2 separate regions of the Homo sapiens genome follow, and region 1 is linked to region 2. A link is an interaction called in ENCODE POLR2A ChIA-PET data of the cell type or tissue named here. Cell type or tissue: A673. All regions are shown on one strand. Links, peaks and the distances in the headings refer to the core of each region. The heading gives the core; the rest is flanking DNA. Region 1 holds the start of TMEM192 (transmembrane protein 192). Region 2 holds the start of TRIM75 (tripartite motif containing 75).

The links. ChIA-PET counts read pairs that join two places held together with the same protein. Peaks named below come from ENCODE experiments on the same cell type or tissue, not always from the same donor. Only the 100,000 strongest peaks of a DNase experiment are listed, where the experiment ranks them.
Region 1: POLR2A ChIA-PET joins it to region 2 with 11 read pairs; 2 of 35 experiments call an interaction of 5 or more read pairs at or near these places.

Annotation. Positions count from the first base shown.
Region 1 is chr4:165,107,555-165,117,217 of GRCh38, forward strand. It overlaps TMEM192 (transmembrane protein 192), which reads right to left and starts at 5,306. Exons shown (of 6, transcript NM_001100389.2): 1 at 5,193-5,306. The coding sequence starts at 5,219. RefSeq lists enhancers at 4,582-4,821, 5,602-5,661 and silencers at 4,852-5,111, 5,280-5,478. In A673, for the core only: CTCF peaks have their summits at 4,974 and 5,660; DNase peaks (open chromatin) are centred at 4,817, 5,407 and 5,677; H3K4me3 peaks cover 1,777 bases; H3K27ac peaks cover 1,531 bases.
Region 2 is chr4:165,051,912-165,061,574 of GRCh38, forward strand. It overlaps TRIM75 (tripartite motif containing 75), which reads left to right and starts at 1,955. Exons shown (of 2, transcript NM_001396070.1): 1 at 1,955-2,037; 2 at 6,889-8,643. The coding sequence starts at 7,237. The coding sequence ends at 8,643. In A673, for the core only: no CTCF peak of the experiment used is centred there; no DNase peak of the experiment used is centred there.

The DNA.
Region 1 (9,663 bases), core at 792-8,791, 56 kb after region 2:
GCTGGTCTTGAACTCCAAAACTCAAGCAATCCACCCACCTTGGCCTCCCAAAGTGCTGGGATTACAGGCATAAGCCACCACGCCTGGCCAAGGATTTGCCTCTCACCATTTCCCTCCCTCCTGGTGCCGTCTGCTTATGATACCCGTCTTTCATGAAACACTTTCCATCTCTACACCAGCTCTACTTATTCTTCCCCACCTGTCAAATGCTTGTCCCAGCAAAACCGCCTTCTCTGCGGTGCCTTTTTAGCATTCCCAGCCCCAGCATCATTCCTACTGCACTCTTAATCTGACATTGTAGTTTTCATCTGTACAAGTTTGAGCTGGGTCTACTTTGTATCTTCCATGTCTCTATGTAACTTCTAAATATATAGAAGACATTTATAATAATGTTTAATGTTCACATGCTATTTCTAGCCTATGTCATGTCTGAATCAGTTTCAGTGGACTCAGTACAGCTCACATTTTCCTGCCTCTTAGCATGCCTTGTCATTTTTTATTGGATGCCAGATATTGCAAATTTTACCTCTGTGGGTGCTGGGTATTTTCTGTATTCCCTTTTTTTTTTTTTTTTTTTTTTTTTTTGGAGATGTAGTCTTGCTCTGTCACCCAGGTTGGAGTGCAGTGGCATGATCTCGGCTCACTGCAAGCTCTGCCTCCTGCGTTCACACCATTCTCCTGCCTCAGCCTCCCAAGTAGCTGGGATACAGGCACCCAGCACCACGCCCGGCTAATTTTTTGTACTTTTAGTAGAGACAGGGTTCCACCATGTTAACCAGGATGGTCTCGATCTCCTGACCTCGTGATCCGCTCGCCTCAGCCTCTCAAAGTGCCGGGATTACAGGCATGAGCCACCGCACCCGGCCATTTTCTGTAATCCTATATTCGTGAACTTTGTTCTGGAGTGCAGTCAAGTTACTTGGAAACAGTCTTGCTGTTAAGAAATTAGGTGGGCTTCATCTAAGGCTAATCTAAGGCCTCCACTACTGAGGCAAGACCTTTCTGAGTACTCTACCTACATGCTCTGTGAATTATGAGGGTTCCGTCTGGCTTGTGGGTGAAATAGGCAGTATTCTTGGCCCTGTATGGAGAAACTGTTCCTTCCAATCCTTTTAGGTGGTTCTTTATGAGGCCTCCAAGAGCTTCCTCATGCCCTGATTAGCACTCTACTGGATGCCTGGTAGGCGCAGGGCCAGGGGGCTCCCCGTGCATATCTTCAGAGTTCTCCCTCTTTGTAGCTCTCTCCTCTCTGGGTGCTCTGTCTTGTGAACTCCAGTTACCTCGATCTCCTAGACCCTCAACTCCATCTCCTCAACTCAGAAGTCTGCTGGGCTCTGCCTGGCTTCCCCCTTCCCTGTCACAGCCTGCACACTCTTTCAAGGCAGTAAGCCGGAGCAGTGATAGGGTTCACAGCATTTGTTTCCCATCTCTGAGATTGCTACCCTTCATTGTCTGATGTCCGGTATCTCACAAAGTGTTGTATCATACGTTATATCTAGCTTTTTGGTTGTTTCAGGCAGAATGGTATATCTATTCCCAGTTACTCCATGTTGGCTGGGAATGGAAGTCCCTACTGAACTCTCTTACATCTGTATCTGTATCATAACCTACCATACTAAGCACATGGCATTGAAATTGTCAGAATAAAATGTGCTTTACAAGGGCAGAGACTCTTTTATATTATGTCCTTTGTGCTTTTAACACTTGATACACAGCAGATGCTAAGGTGTTCAATATGCGTGTTGAGAGAAAGAAAGACTGCTCAACTTCTTGTATGCTTCAGACCTGGGAAATTTTTATTTATTTATTTATTTATTTACTTTTGAGACAGAATTTCGCTCTTGTTGCCCAGATTGGAGTGCAATGGTGTGATCTTGGCTCACTGCAACCTCTGCCTCCCAGGTTCAAGCAATTCTCCTGCCTCAGCCTCCTGACCACAGGCTGGGATTACAGGCATGTGCCACCATGCCCAGGTAATTTTTATATTTTTAGTAGATACCGGGTTTCGCCATGTTGGCCAGGCTGGTCTCAAACTTCTGACCTCAGGTGATCCACCCGCCTCAGCCTCCCAAAGTGCTGGGATTACAGGCGTGAGCCACCGCACCTGGCCAGACCTGGGACATTTAAACAAAGCTAGCATTGAAAACTTCACTATAAGACAATAATCTACTTTATCTCCTAATATGTCACTTTCATGCACCTTCTTCTCTCGCCTAAATGAGCTTTCTATAGAGCCCTACAAATATCCTCCCTTACCTTTTTCAGAATTCTATGCATCTTTCAAGGTCCTAACCAAGTTTATGTTCTCTATAAAACTGGCCTTGTTAAGTGTTTTCCTTCTGCTTTAAAATCCTATAAAACTTATTGCCCATAATATTCATTTGGAATATTTCTTATGCTGCCTTGTATTGTTTTCCTTTTCATGGGTGTATCTTTTGTTTTTCCTAACTACACTGAAGGAGTTGGGGACTATAATATGGTTCTTCTCTATGTCACTCAGGAGTATTTACTTTCCATTGAATCCTATAGGAAATATGCAGTGTAACCATACAAACAGCACCCAGTCATTCTATTAACTCACCATCTGCAAGTGAAGGGTGAGGGGAAGAGGACTCCTGAATCCAAATGATTTTTTCATTTCCATTATTAACTACATTACCACCTGTAGAAGATGTCTGTTGTTTTTGCCCACATGGTATCTCTTCTCTCTTCTGTGACAATAACTCTATTTCCTTTGAGGACCCACTGTCTACTTCTGCATTAAGTCTTAGTGGAACCATCCTTCAATACCCTTCCTCCTCCTCTGCTCTAGGAGTGGTCATGGAACAAAAAACAGTTGGGTGAATCCAACTCTTTCCATGAGCAGTAAAAGAAAGATCATGAGGCCGGGCACGGTGGCTCACGCCTGTAATCCCAACACTTTGGGAGGCCAAGGCAGATGGATCACCTGAGACCAGCCTGACCAAAATGGAGAAATCCCGTCTCTACTAAAAATACAAAATTAGCCAGGTGTGGTGGTGCATGCCTGTAATCCCAGCTATTTGGGAGGCTGAGGCAGAAGAATCACTTGAACCCGGGAGGCGGAGGTTGCAGTGAGCCGAGATCGTACCATTGCACTCCAACCTGGGCAACAAGGGTGAAACTCCATCACAAAAAAAGAAGAAAGATCATGATTTAGGCAGATTCATTCCAGGGTAGACCCTGAAAGGACTCCTGTCACTTCAATGCCTTGAGATGCCCTTGTTTGGGTCCTTTCAGAGGCCTTGGCATATACTCACCCTATAGCCTTTCGAATACATCCTTTTCTTAAATTAGCCACAGTTGGTTTCACTGCCTGCAAACAATGAATCCCTACTAACACAAAGTCTTTGACTCAACTCATTTAAGTGTCTGTAACTAAGGCATGGTCCAAAATTTTTAGCTTTTTCTTGAAGGCTAGGAATCATGTTTACAAAATACCAAAAGCAGGCAACTTACTCAGATCTAAAGTGACTCCAATATGTGGTTGGTAGCAAAACATTAATCTCTAATTAATTTTTATTTATTTTTATTTTTGAGACAGAGTCTCGCTCTGTCGCTCTGTTGCCCCGGCTGGAGTGCAGTGATGCGATCTTGGCTCACTGCAACCTCTGCCTTCCGGGTTCAAGCGATTCTCCTGCCTCCCCAGTATCTGGGATTACAGGCCCCCACCACCCCACCTGGCTAATTTTTGTATTTTTAGTGGAGACGGGGTTTTGCCATGTTGGCCAGGCTGGTCTCAAACTCCTGACCTCAGGTTATCTGCCTGCCTCGGCCTCCCAAAGTGCTGGGATTACAGGCATGAGCCTCCCAGACCATCCCCAGGCTCCAGTGTTTGAGGAAGCAGATTTCTAGTACTATATGCATCCTAAAGCTAAAAGCTACAGATCCAAGAACGCCAGAGCAGCTTAGCATCAACCAAGAAGCACTTACTGCATGTGTTTTTCTAAGACACTCTCATTTTCCTCTTACATATTCGGTTTTTTCTGTACATTGTCAGCTCATGAAGCTCAGCCTTAAAAACTCAGAAACAATGAATTTTGCTTTAAATATATATGAGTCTCAAATCTACTTACAGGTCTTACAGTTAATTTTCCATTTTCTCAACTGGAAAAAATAGAAAATTTTAGTTTCATTAGAAATTGTTTGGTCTTTATTTCATCAAGATTATTTAACTGGTTACTGCACAAGAATCTAAGCTACCGTAATGCTGGAACTGTTTCATGTTTCTCTTCCTTTTCCTGATGCAGTTCATTCAGTGATAGGATCACAGTAATATTCCTACTAATTTATTAACCCAAATTAGTGCTTTACAGTAACTGTCAACTTTGCATTTCTCAAGAGCAAAAATTTTATTACTTGCCAGTGGAAAATCCAGTTAACTCTCAGCATACATACATGTTTCTCCTAAAAACACCTTACGATACTGAAGCAAAGAAATAAGATTTTTGTAATTATGCTACCATTCTGTACTATACACGCTGTAAACTAGGCCACTGGTTTTTTGTTTTTTTGTTTTTGTTTTTGTTTTGGTAATCTGGTTTGAATCTATCAAAGATTTAAAAACCTTTGTATTCCTACCATGCTAGATTCAAAACAACACATGACACTTTTTCTCTCGTGTGGGTTTCCAGGCCATGATAGCGACAGGTCTGCGGGACGCTGGCGCCCGGCCCGAGCGTCGTTGTCACTCCAAGTCCACAGCCTCTAGAGCCAAGGCAAGGGACCTCACCAGGAAGGGAGATTCGCCCCCTGTGCCCCTGGGACGTCCGAGCGGAACCCATCGGCCCGGCTCCCGGAGACTCGCGGGGAGGAAGGGCTGTCAGGCCAGGCGCGCATCACGTGAAGCTGCCAGTTCCGGGATCAAAGACGTACCCCGCACGTGGGCTGGGCGCCAGCCTGGGACCCCCGGGGGCCGCGCGCCCACCGCCCAGGAGCCCACCCCAGCCTCCACTGGGAAAATTAGCCCGGAGCCAACGTGTCGCGGATCCCACAGCCGCCTGGAGCCCTCCCAAAGCCCCGCGCCCAGGCCTCCCCGGGCACAGGCGGCGCCCCCTTCGGCCGCGGCCGCAGTCGCCAAGGGTGGCTTCCCTCTCTGAGTCTCCGCCCCGTGCGCCCCGGCACAAGAAAAAGCGGATTCCGGGGCCAACCGCCCGCCGCCTCCGTGCACTCACGTCCTCCATCCTGCCCCCCGCCGCCATTTCCCGACGCCGGAGGCCGAAGCCCTGGCCAGCCCGGCCTCTCCACCTGGACCTGTAAGCCTCTGGCCGCGAAACTCGCCACCTTCTGGGACCTGCCAGGCCCCTCCCCAGACACACCCCCTCCTGCGTCCGCCCCGCCTCCGGCTGGCCCGATCCCCGCCCCCTTAGCTCCGATTGGCTGAGATGGTGGGAGGGGTGTGCCGGCCCAGAAGACCTGGACTGTGGGCGGTGGCTACCGCCTGAACCACCTCGGTTCCTGGGGCTTCTGGCCGCAGCCCCTCGGTGCGCTCTTACCCAGAGACTTGAGCATTTAAGGATGCCTTCCTAGTCCAAGAATTTAACTATTTTCGGGCTCCACTTGCATATTTTAAGAACATTAACTTTTTTCGGTCTTGCCTGGTTGTTTGCAGACACAGCTCTACGCCTAGGTAGAACCAGCGGTAAAATCCTACTCCGCCAGCAGAGGGACAGGAGCAGAATAAAGATTCCAATTTCCATGACATATTTACAGATTTCTCCAATGGGAAACAAAGCAGTTCGGAATGCTTACGGCGTTCGTTTATTAAGACAGAGTCTCGCTCTGTCGCCCACGCTGGAGTGCCCTAGCACGACCTCGGCTCACTGCAGCCTCGAATTCTTGGCCTCCTGGCCAGTTCTCCCACCTCAGCCTCTCAAAGTACTGAGATTACAGGCGTGAGCCACTGGGCCCTTGTTTCTTTTAAAATTGAATTTCAAAAAGAGAAAAAACTTCAATGACATTTTCTAAAAAGCTCATGATTGTAAAAATGTAAGCAAACAAGGAAAGAAATTTTCTGTTACCAGCTCCCGGAGAGAACTTTGATATCAGTTAGAATATATACACTCATACATTTTTTTGGTGGGGCGGCGGAGACGGAGTCTCGCTCTGTCGCCCAGGCTGGAATGCAGTGGTGCAATCTCGGCTCCCAGGTTCAAGCCATTCTCCTGCCTCAGCCCCCTGAGTAGCTAGGATTACAGGCGCGTGCCACCAAGCCTGGCTATTTTTGTATTTTAGTAGAGACAGGGTTTAGCCATGTTGGTCAGGCTGGTCTGGAACTCCTGAGGTCAGGTGACTCGCCCGCCTCGGCCTCCCAAAGTGCTGGGATTACAAGTTTAGCCACCGCGTCTTGCCCACTTTCATACATTCTAATGCTTATTTGTACATTGAGTATAGTGTGATCCAGTTTAGGATGTGTGAGATAAAACTACGCAAATGTTAGTGAAGGAAGAGATGGTGTAAGACTCCACGTGATCTTCTTTTTTCTTTTTCTTTTTTTTCTCGTAGAGACAAGGTCTCACTATGTTGCCCAGGCTGGTCTCATAATCCTGAGATTCTATGAATTATTTATCACAAGCCTTTTCTAGACGTGCAAATTTTCTTCTCTGCATTTTATTTTGAAAATTTTCAAGCCTACAGAAATGTTGAAAGATTAATACAATGAACATCCATGTACCCCTCACACTTGATTCATTAGTTGTTCATTTTTTGTCTTGGTTGCTCTGTGTGTGGGTGTGTGTGTTCACATACTTTTTTTTTTTTTTTTTTTTTTGAGATGGAGTCCCGCTCTGTCGCCAGGCTGGATGGAGTGCAGTGGCGCGATCTCGGCTCACTGCAAGCTCCGCGTCCCGGGTTCACGCCATTCTCCTGCCTCAGGCTCCCCAGGGTCTGGGACTACAGGCGCCCGCCACCACACCCAGCTAATTTTTGTATTTTTAGTAGAGACGGGGTTTCACTGTGTTAGCCAGGATGGTCTCGATCTCCTGACCTTGTGATCCGCCTGCCTTGGCCTCCCAAAGTGCTGGGATTACAGGTGTGAGCCACCGTGCCTGGCCATTTTTTAACTGAACTACTTGAAAGTAAATTGAAGACAATATGAAGCTTCATTCCTAGATACTTTGTTGCCTAAAATAAGGATATTTTATATTTTCTTTCATAACCACAATATCAATATTACACACAACTAATAGTAATTCCATGTTTACTAATAACCAATCTATGGCAAAAATTTTCTAAGTTGTTTCCAAAATGTCTTTTTTAGCTGCTTTTTTTGTTTTATTTTGTTTTGTTTTGTTTTTGAGATGGAGTCTTGCTATGTTGCCCAGGCTGGATTCACACTCCTGAGTTCAAGCAATCCTCCCACCTCAGCCTCCCAAGTAGCTTGGATAACAGGCATACACCACTGTGCCTGGCCCAGCTGCTGTTTTTTCTTTTTCAGTAACCAGAATCCAATCAAGGTTCACACATTTCATTTCATTATTATGTCAAGACATGCTTTTCTGTTGTTGTTTTCGACACAGGATCTCACTCTGTTAACCAGGCTGGAGCACAGGGGCGCTATCATAGCTCACTGCAGCCTCAACCTCCTGGGCTCAAACAATCCTCCCTCTTCAGCCTCCCAAGCATCTGGGACTATATGTTCACACATCCATACCAGGCTTATTTTTAAGATTTTTCTTTTTGTGAAGATGGGACTTTGTTATGTTGCCCACGCTGGTCTCAAAACTCCTGGTCTCAAGCCACCCTCCCGCCTCAGTCTCCCAAAGTACAGGGATTACAGGTGTGAGCCACTGCACCTAGCCAAGACATGTACTTTCACAGGGACAGCACACTGGTTAAGACCAGGGCTCCAGAATTAGTCATGGAGGTTTGAGTTCTGCATCTTACCAAGCATGTGATATTGGGCACTTAGCTTAAGTTCTTAGGAGCTGACTGGGCAAGGTGGCTCATGCCTATGGCCCCTAGCATGTTGAGACACCAAGGCAGGAGGATTGTTTGGTGCCTGGAGTACGGGACTAGCCTGGGCAACATGGTGAGTCTCTGTCTCTACAAAAGATTAGAACATTAGCTAGGTGTGGTGACGTGCACCTGTAGTAGCAGCTACTTTGGAGGCTGAGGTGGGGAAGTTTTAGTTTCCCTTTTACAGAAATTTTCTTTCCTTTTGTTTTGTTTTGTTTTGTTTTGAGATAGAGTTTCACTCTTGTCGCTCAGGCTGGTGTGCAATGGCGTGATCTTGGCTCAGTGCAACCTCTGCCTCCCAGATTCAAGTCATTCTCCTGCCTCAGCCTCCCAAGTAGCTGAGATTACAGGCGTCAGCCACCATGCCTGGCTAATTTTTGCATTTTTAGTAGAGACAGCGTTTCACCATGTTGGCCAGGCTGGTCTTGAACTCCTGACCTCAAGTGATCTGCCCACCTCAGCCTCCCAAAGTGCTGGGATTACAGGCGTGAGCCACTGTGCCCAGCCAGAGATTTTCTATTAAATAAAATAATGCATGTAATGCTCTTTATACAATGTTGTCTCTACAAAGCACTAAGCAAATGTTAGTCATTTTTTGTCTAAATCAGATTTATTAAGGCATTATTAACATACATAATCATTTTTGTTTGTTTTTTGTTTGTAAAGACAGAGTCTCACTATAGGCTGGTCTTGAACTCCTGGTCTCAAGTGATTCTTCTGCCTCGGCTTCCCAAAGTGCTGGGATTACAGGCAAGAGCCACCATGCCAGACCCATTGTTTTAATAATATATTAAAAATATGTTCTCAGCCCATATAATGCTCTAATGACTGTTAAAGCAATTTATATAAGCATAGCCCTGTAAATAAGTTATATTTAAAAAGTATCTGACACTTCATTTTTGTATGACTAAAGATCTTTTGGTGAAGATTCTTGCGTTTATTTACTTATGAGGAGTAAGGAGAGGAGGAGAGAAGCTGTTTTCCTAGTGTTGGGGCTCAGAAGATAATATCGGCTAGGCGCAGTGGCTCACACCTGTAATCCCAGCACTTTGGGGGGCCAAGGCGGGCGAATCACCTGACATTAAGACTTCAAGACCAGCCTGGCCAACAGACGAAACCCCATTTCTACTAAAAATACAAAAATTAGCCAGGCATGGTGGCATGCGCCTGTAATCCCAGCTACTCAGGAGGCTGAGGCAGGAGAATGGTTTGAACCCAGAAGCGGAGATTGCACCACTGCACTCCAGCCTGGGCAACAGAGCAAGACACTTTTCAGATTTAAAAGTTTAAAAATGCAACTAGCCTGGCCAAAATGGTGAAACCCCGTCTCTATCAAAAATACAAAAATTAACCAGGTGTGGTGGTGCGTGCCTGTAGTTTCAGCCACTCAGGAGGCTGAGGCACAAGAATTTCTTGAACCTGGGAGGCAGAGGTTGCAGTGAGCCGAGATCATGCCAGTGCACTCCAGCCTGTGTGACAGAGCAAGACCCTGTCTCAACAACAACAACAAAAAAAAAGAAGAGGATAATATCACAAGTATAGTGCTTTTGCATGCTGAGTACTTGAAGTGAAGGACACATTGGCAGGCCTCAAAAGCCAAGTTTCTCTATGACTTTTGAACAAACAGGCCTTGCTGACCCTGGTACTAAGCATTAAAGTAGATGCTTGTAAATTCTTATCCCTACTCAG
Region 2 (9,663 bases), core at 653-8,652:
ATCATTTAGAATTGGGAAAGATATTAGTAATCTATTGATGAGATATAGGCTTGGGTCTCCTCTACAGACAAATGGTAGTGTAAGTCCCCGGGGTGTGTCTGAGAGCACACAGGGAGTATGTCAAGAGACAACCAGAAGACAGCACTCTACAATCCTCTGATGGTCTTCATCTCTATTTATTTGTTCTTTTCCCAGAAAATATTAAACATTTAAAATATACTATATTAAAACTCTATTATAGTTTAGAGGATTGAAAACATTCAGTTTCACTTTTTTGTTTGTTTGTTTTTGAGATAGAGTCTCACTCTGTCGCCCAGGCTGGAGTGCAGTGGCATGATCTCAGCTCACTGCAACCTCCGCCTCCCAGGATTCTCCTGTCTCAGCCTCCTGAGTAGCTGGGATTATGGGCGTGCACCACCATGCCCAGCTAATTTTCTGTATTTTTAGTAGAGACGGGGTTTCGCTGTGTTGCCCAGGCTGGTCTTGAACTCCTGAGCTCAGGCAATCCGCCCCCCCTCAGCCTCCCAAAGTGCTGGGATTACAGGCGTTAGCCACCATGCCTGGCCACTCAGTTTCATTTTTAAGACAGAACTCTCACTCATTTTGGCATTAAAACTCCTTTGGAGGAAAAATTGCTATATTTTGATTATTTCCTTTATAATCATATGGTGGGGCCAAAACCAAATGGAATCAGCTAATGGGTGGGAGGGACAGAATTGAGAAAGGATCACTTACCCTCAGAAATGTAAATTAATCCAAATAATCTGTTCTTTTACTTTGACTTCAGGCTCTGGGCTGATTACCTTTGGGAATTATAATGAGTGTTTATCTCTTGTCTCCCATTAGAGCCACTCTGGCCTTTGCCCCTGATACTCCTCTGAAATGCTCCCACGCATTTTTATCAGTCCCTTTACAGTTGTCCTGATCCCCTAGGAGCGGGACCCTGCTGTGGGCCCCGGACAGCTGCCCCTCAGTCTCTTTGGTCTCTTGGACAGATGACTCTTTCTCTGCCTGCCCCTTAGGACTCATGGCTTCTTGAGGATCTGTGTATGGCCAGTGTTGTCAATCTGTCTTCTGCTTTCACAGGACACACATGAAGCCAAACACAGCCCCCAGATTAGCATCCCAGGTGACAGCACTGGATTCTGAGGGGCGGGGGATGAGGGAGGACAGCCAGGGTCAGCTAACCAGGTGAGGGTTCCCAGGTGTCCCCAAGGAGGGTGTGTCAGAGCTCAGGGACACAGTGTGGGGCAGGACACCAGGACTTGATGGTGGATTTGTAGGGAGCAAAAGAAATGAGGGAAATCAGAGATGTCTTCTTGATTTTCTGCTTCAAATATTAGGTGAACAAAGATTCCATTGATTGAGGTGGAGAAGACTGGGAGACGGCCAGGTTTCTGGCTTCAGAGTTCAGGAGAAATCAAGATTCCTGTTTTGTTTTGTTTTGTTTTGCTTTTGAGACAGTCTCACTCTGTCGCCCAGGCTGGAGTGCAGTGGCGCCATCTCGGCTCACTGCAACCTCTGCCTCCTGGGTTCAAGCAATTCTCCCTGCCTCAGCCTCCCAAATAACTGGGATTACAGGTGCCTGCCGCCACACCCAGCTAATTTTTTGTATTTTCCACAGAGACAGGGTTTCACCATGTTGCTCAGGCTTGTAAGGGATATCTTTCAGCAGGTAGCCCAGTTGCAGGCTCTGGGTTGAAATCTCCTTTAGTCTTTCTCAACTTCTCTGTTCCTTTTCACTCATCTAAATAAGGTGGGCTCTGGTTATTTGCATGAGCAAATGCAAACCTGCCCTATTCAGTTATTACAAAAAAGACTCCAAAGTTCTTAGATCAAGGCCAAGGACACTTAAGTGCTTACAGGGAGGAAGCCTCCCCCACCCTCTCTTGCCCCTACCCCTCCCACTTCCAGGTGGAAGCTGGTCTTAGCTGGGTGGAGTCCTCACAGCTGCACTTTCCATGTGTGTTTAGTTAGTATCTAGTGTGTGGCCTTTTGCACGGATAAAGGACCGCCGCAGAGCTCCCCCTGCTCCAGGTAAGCTGGGAAGTGACATTCCGTGGGTGCGGGAGGCTGGAGTGTAGTGAAACCCGTGACCTCTTGAGCACCTGCTCTGTGCCTAGAGGGAGCTTGCACCTCACAAGGGAACCTGAATTCGGCATCAGGTTATTTAATGTTTTTATTTTCATTTATTTTTTTGAGACGCAATCACGCTCTGTGACCCAGGCTGGAGTGCACTGGGGTGATCTTGGCTAACTACAACCTCTGCCTCCTGGGGTCAAGCAATTCTCCTGCCTGTGCCTTCCAAGTAGCTGGAATTACAGGCACTCTCCACCAGTCAGGATAATTTGTGTATTTTTTTTTTTTTTTTTTTTTGAGACAGAGTCTTGCTCTGTTGCCCAGGCTGGAGTGCAGTGGCTATCTTGACTCATTGCAACCTCCGCCTCCCAGGTTCAAGTGATTCTCCTGCCTCAGCCTCCCCAGTAGCTGGGACTACAGGCATGTGCCACCATGCCCAGCTAATTTTTTGTATTTTCAGTAGAAACAGGGTTTCACCATGTTGGCCAGTATGGTCTCGATCTTCTGACCTCGTGATCCACCCGCCGTGGCCTCCCAAAGTGCTGGGATTATAGGTGTGAGCCACCGTGCCTGGCCCATTTTTAGTATTTTTGTATTTTTAGTCTCACCGTGTTGGCCAGGTTGGTCTCGAACCCCTGATCTCAAGTGTTCCGCCTGCCTCGGCCTCCCAAAGTGCTGGGATTGCAGGCATGAACTACCGCGCCTGCGGCATAAGGTTATTTTAAAACGCACGCCATTTATTTATTATGGTTCCTGATTTATTTACTAGTTTTGTCCTAAGTCACCGAAATGCTTACTAAAAAAAGTTAAGCTGAGAGCCCACCCTGTCCTAAGGAGTCAGAAAATGAGGTGACTGATATCTGTCTGGGAACATTCCCAGAAATGCTGGTCTGATGGCGAGTGTGGAATTACCTTCCAGGATGTAGCAGTGAGGGATGGTTTGTGTATAGAGTTGGGGGTGGGGTGGAGGGTTAGAGCCCTGATCCGAGGCCCTGAGGTCCCCATCAGGCTGTTTATGGACTTGATCTCCCTTTATTTAACCACTATTGCTTGCTTACAAAGGACAGACTAAGGCCAGGAGGGGTTAAGTAGCTCCCCCAAGGCCACACAGTTAATAAGGGAACACCAGGAATCAAACTCAACCATTAAAAAAAAATTTTTTTTTGTAGAAATGGGGTCTCACTCTGCCCAGATCTGGTCTTGAATTCCTTGGGCTCAAGCGATCCTCCCAGTTCTGCCTCCCAAAGCACTAATGTTACACGCGTGAGCCACTGTGCCTGGTAAGATAACTACTTTTTTTTTTTTTTTTTTGCGATGGAGTTTCACTCTTGTTGCCCAGGCTGGAGTGCAGTGGCACGATCCTGGCTCACCGCAACCTCCATGTCCCAGGTTCAAGTGATTCCCCTGCCTCAGCCTCCCGAGTAGCTGGGATTACAGGCATGTACCACCATGCCGGGCTAGTTTTGTATTTTTAGTAGAGACAGGGTTTCTCCACGTTGGTTAGGCTGGTCTCAGCTCCCGACCTCAGGTGATCCACCCACCTTGGCCTCCCAAAGTGCTGGGATTACAGGTGTGAGCCACTGTGCCCGGCGATAACTACATTTTACAAAGGAGAGGCGTTTGATACTGAGTCTTGACGCTGGAAGATGAGGCCAGAGGGGAAGCCTGAAATCTGAACAAAGAGAAGGAGCTAAGGAAAGAAAATAGTGGCAGGACCTGAGCTTTGCAGGACTCTGGATCAGCTGTCCAGAGATGCCTCAGGGCGAGAGAATGCACTCTGCTCCAGAAATTTATGCTTGATCAAGAAGTATGCTAGGCGTGGTGGTTCACGCCTGTAATCTCAGCACTTTGGGAGGCCGATGCAGGTGGATCACGTGAGCCCAAGAGTTCAACACAAGCCTGGGCAACACATGAGACGCTGTCTCTCTCTCCCTTTTTTTTTTTTTTTTGAGTCTCACTGTATTGCTCAGGCTGGAATGAAGTGGTGCGATCTCAGCTCACTGCAACCTCTGCCTCCTGGGTTCAAGCGACTTTCCCACCTCAGCCTCTGGAGTAGCTGGGACTACAGGCATCAGTTATCTACACCCATCAACACCCAGTTAATTTTTGTATTTTTAGTAGAGACAGGGTTCCACCATGTTGGCCAGGCTGGGAGACCCCATCTCTTTAAAATATATATATTTTCAGCTTGGCGAGGTGGCTCACACCTGTAATCCCAACACTTTGAGAGGCCAGGAGTTCAAGATCAGCCTGGGCAATACAGCAAGATCCCATCTCTATTAAAAATAAATAAGTTAATAAAAATGATTTTTTTTTTTTAAAGAAGTGATTCCTGAGACCCTCCAGTAAGGGTGAAATCAGCAGACTTGAGCTGAGGGATCCCTGCATTTTCCAAAGAAAGGTCTGTCTTCAGGACTGTCCCTTCACTAGATCCTGGGAGTAATTTCTGATGCCATGGACTATGCTGTCTGATAAAAGTGTGTTTTTATTACTGAGGCCTTGGACCACAGGGATTGATAATAGAGTGTTTCCGAAACCTTTCTGGGCATGCTCACATAATAGACAATCTATGTACCATGTCCTTTTTCTTTTTCTTTCTCTGTCTCTGTCTCTTTTTTTTTTTTTTTTTTTTTTTTTTTTTTGAGACAGAGTCTCGCTCTGTTGCCCAGGCTGGTGTGCAATGGTGTGATCTCGACTCACCACAACCTCCGCCTCCCAGGTTCAAGCCATTCTCTTGCCTCAGCCTCCCAAGTAGCTGGGATTATAGGTGCCCACCACCATGCCCGGCTAATTTTTTTGTATTTTTAGTACAGACGGGGTTTCACCATTTGGGGCAGGCTGGTCTCAAACTCCTGACCTCAGGTCATCTGCCCGCCTTGGCCTCCCAAAGTGCTGGGATTATAGGCGTGAGCCACTGCGCCCGGCCAATCCATTTTCTAAAATACAAAATTCTGAATGTGATGGCCCCTTGGTCCAAGGGAAAGAGATGATAGCTGTGAACAGAGTGAAAAATAGGTGGAAGGAGTAGGAAGATGCCCGCTTTTTTTTATCCTAGGATATACTGTGTGCATCAATATATTTGGTGCTATTATTTTGCTTTAAAATCTGCTTGATACTGCCTTGTATAGAATGTATGTTACACACATGTAATATAGTTTATTCTGCCAATACTGACTAGACATTTTCCAATGCTTCCTCTTTTTTGAAGTTCAAACTAGTACTGAAAATCACATTTTCAGCCTGGTGCAGTGGCTCACACCTGTAATCCTCGCATTTTGGGAGGGTGAGACAGGAGGATTTCTTGAATTCAGGAGTTTGAGATCAGACTGAGTGACATGGCAAGACCTCTAGAAAAAATAACAAGAAATTAGACTTCAGTGAGCCATGATCATGCACTGAGTGACCAAAAGAGAACCTGTCTCAACAACAAAAATATTTGTATATATGTTTGAATATTTGTTCAAGTCATCTGCATTTTTATAGGATTAGCATTGTCAAATTACAATGTCAAAGGAAAAACTTTTTAAGTATTTTTTTGTTTTTTGTTTTTTGTTTGTGTGCTTTTGAGATAGCAGTCTAGTCACCCAGGCTGGAGTGCAGTGGTGCGATCTCAGCTCACTGCAACCGCCGCCTCCTGGGTTCAAGCGATTCTCATGTCTTAGCCTCCCAAGTAGCTATTACAGGCATGTGCCCCCATGCCAGGCTAATTTTTTTTGTATTTTTAGTAGCGACAAGGTTTTGCCATGTTGGCCAGGCTGGTCTCAAACTCCTGAACTCAACTGATCCTCCCACCTCGGCCTCCCAAAGTGCTGGGATTACAGGCTGAGCCACCAAGCTCAGCCTTTGTTTCTACTTCACAGTCTACAGTGTTGGAATGTCTACATAACTGTTGCTTCTATGCTCGTTTGGAGAGCATGTTCCCATACATTGGGAATATGTTCAGTTTTTGTCTTTTTATTTTCTTATCTTGTAGGTATTTTGCATTTAGACATAATGACATTTTAGTAGTAAATACTGAAAATATTTTCGCAAATTTTGTTTATATTCAATGTGTTATCTCGTTGGGTTTCATTTCACAAATAGATAGGTCTTCTGTGGCCTATTCAACTGTAGAGAAGCAAGGATGTAAGAGCAAGGTAAATTTGGTAGATGTGATTTTGAGCCATCAGAAATACTTTTTGTTTTTTTCTAATTAGAGACAAGGTCTCACTCTGTCACCCAGGCTGGAGTGCAGTGCCACAGTGACAGCTCACTGGAGCCTTGACCTCTGTGGCTCAAGGATTCCTCCTGCCTCAACCTCCCAAGTAGGCTGGGACTACAGGTGCGCACCATCATGCCCAACTAATTTTTTTTTTATTTTTTTATTTTTTTATTTTTATTTTTTGTAGAGATGGGCTCAGTCTACATTGCCCAGGCTAGAAATAACTTACCAAGACAAAAGTTTAAAGGGAGATTGTCATTATTTACCTGATTCCAAGAATTTGGGATGTAAAGCAAATTTCTCCAAGTTACAGATATAGGTAACAAAGGCTGTATTTTAATTTGGGTGGTCTCTATGCCTCAGGGCCTAAGCTGTTCCCACAACCCCAGTTAGGATGACTGGTAAGTAGATGGGATGTGGGGATTGTGGTTCCAACTATGTGGAATAGCTAGGGCACAATAATAAAGGCATGGAAATAAAAGACTGGGACTAGGGGAGGATAATTTGTGTTTGGCTAGAATGTGGTGGAGGTTAGGACCACCTGAAATAAATTCAGGTTTGTTTCATCTTGTTTTGTTCTTAAGAAAGAAATATCTTCTCACCCACAGCAACCAATGATTTGAGGCAACAGCTGTTTTCCTAACAGCTGCTTAGCTTGGCATCATTTTCTCTGAGCAGCCAAAGGCTGGAAGAGCAGTTGTCTGGCTGAGCTGTGACTGCCGGCAGGCTGTGTGTGGGACTCCTTTTGGCAGTTGGAATTAAAGGGTCCGAAGATTCAAAGGACTTCAAGGGCTGCCACCAATGTGAGAAATCAGTGGGACTGTAGTGAGGTCATCAGCTGCCTCCAGGAAGGACAGTGAGATCTAAGAGCATATCTGCTTCTCACTGAAGAGTACCCACAGAACTCAACCTCTTGAAGAAAGCCCACCTTGGTCGAGACCTTCACCGACAGCCCAATGGCAGTGGCAGCAGCTCTGACCGGACTCCAAGCAGAAGCTAAGTGCTCCATCTGTCTGGATTACCTGAGTGACCCCGTCACCATCGAATGTGGGCACAACTTCTGTCGTTCCTGCATCCAACAGTCCTGGCTGGATCTACAGGAATTGTTCCCTTGCCCTGTCTGTCGTCACCAGTGTCAAGAGGGGCACTTCAGGAGCAACACCCAGCTGGGAAGGATGATTGAAATTGCCAAGCTACTCCAGAGCACCAAGAGTAATAAAAGGAAGCAGGAAGAGACCACCTTGTGCGAGAAACACAACCAGCCCCTGAGCGTTTTCTGCAAGGAGGACCTGATGGTGTTGTGTCCGCTGTGCACTCAGCCCCCTGACCACCAGGGCCACCATGTGAGGCCCATAGAGAAAGCTGCCATTCATTATAGGAAAAGATTCTGCAGTTACATCCAGCCCCTGAAAAAGCAATTGGCAGACCTCCAAAAATTAATAAGCACTCAAAGCAAAAAACCCTTAGAACTGAGAGAGATGGTGGAAAACCAAAGGCAGGAATTATCCTCTGAATTTGAGCACCTCAACCAGTTTTTAGACCGTGAGCAACAGGCAGTTCTCTCCAGATTAGCTGAAGAAGAGAAGGACAATCAACAGAAACTCAGTGCAAACATAACAGCATTTTCAAACTACAGTGCCACACTCAAAAGCCAGTTAAGTAAGGTAGTAGAGCTCAGTGAGCTGTCTGAACTGGAATTGCTGTCACAAATTAAAATTTTCTACGAATCTGAAAATGAGAGTAGCCCATCGATCTTTTCAATTCATTTAAAGAGAGATGGCTGCAGTTTTCCTCCCCAATATTCTGCTCTGCAGAGAATTATAAAGAAATTTAAAGTAGAAATAATTCTAGACCCTGAAACAGCACACCCTAACCTGATTGTATCTGAAGATAAAAAACGTGTGAGATTTACAAAGAGAAAACAAAAGGTTCCTGGTTTCCCAAAAAGATTTACAGTCAAGCCAGTTGTTCTGGGTTTTCCGTATTTTCATTCTGGCAGGCATTTCTGGGAGATTGAAGTGGGGGATAAGTCAGAATGGGCTATTGGCATTTGCAAAGATTCTCTTCCCACAAAGGCGAGGAGACCCTCATCAGCCCAGCAGGAATGTTGGAGAATTGAGCTGCAAGATGATGGCTATCATGCACCAGGGGCTTTTCCAACCCCTCTGTTGTTAGAGGTGAAAGCCAGGGCCATTGGCATTTTCCTGGACTATGAGATGGGTGAGATCTCATTCTATAACATGGCTGAGAAATCTCACATCTGTACTTTCACTGACACTTTTACTGGGCCTCTTCGGCCTTATTTCTATGTAGGACCAGATTCACAACCTCTCAGAATCTGTACAGGGACAGTTTGTGAATGAAAACCCACCTGTTAGGCTGAACTATTTTACTAGTTGTTGTCGTCATTTTTTTTGTTTTTTTGTTTTTTTTTAATGGAAGATGCAGAGGCTATTGTATTAACATATGTATGAATATAATCCCTTTAGTTTTTTTCTTTTACAGTTTCCAAGAAGAAAACTTTATGTTGCTCTAACAACTATCTATAAAACAGTGCTAAGAATGGCTCCCTCCCAGGAATGTCGTGGGGGTTACCTATCATGTGCATGGACCTGGCACATTGCTGAGTATAAGGGTGATTATTTCTGTTTTTCAGAAACTGCAGATGGAGCTTGCAAGGGATGAAGCAGAACAAACTTACCAATTTTGTCTCCTCTGTATAAAGGTTGGATTGTGCTATTCCTGACACATACTAAGCAGGGAGCAGGTTGTAACCCTTAGTTAAACCACAGGGCACAATTTAAGGGGATGGAGTGGGCATCACAGGGAGAGGGTAAGCATTTTTAGCCTTTAACATGTGGGGCTTTGACAGTTTTTTCTGTTATCCCCAGAAGCCACCTACTGGTGGCATTCACTACATTAGATTTCTGCTCCCAAAACTTTTATTTCTTCCTGTATTCTTTGCTATTGTGCATAGTACTTTGGAATACAGTGACTTATGACACTGGAGAGAACTGGAAAATCTTGTTACTAATGGACATTACCGTTAGATACCATGTCAGAGACTAAAAGATGAATCACTGGGCAGGATGGTATACCTATATTTACTCAGAATGTTTTCTTATAAAGACAGCTAACATATATTGAGCCCTAACTATGTCCCAGGAGTTGCAGTATTTTCAGAACAACTCTGAGACGTAGGCAGTGTGCTGTTAAAAAAAAAGAGTTTAAAATCAAGAAAACAGTTTCAAGACAAAGTATCCTAGTTAAGATGACTCAGCCAGTGGTAAAGAGATGTCCGGGGGTGCCTTCAATCACTGACAAACCAGACCCTTAAATGGTTTGTCAATGGAATGCTTTATTACACAGAAAGTAATAAGGTA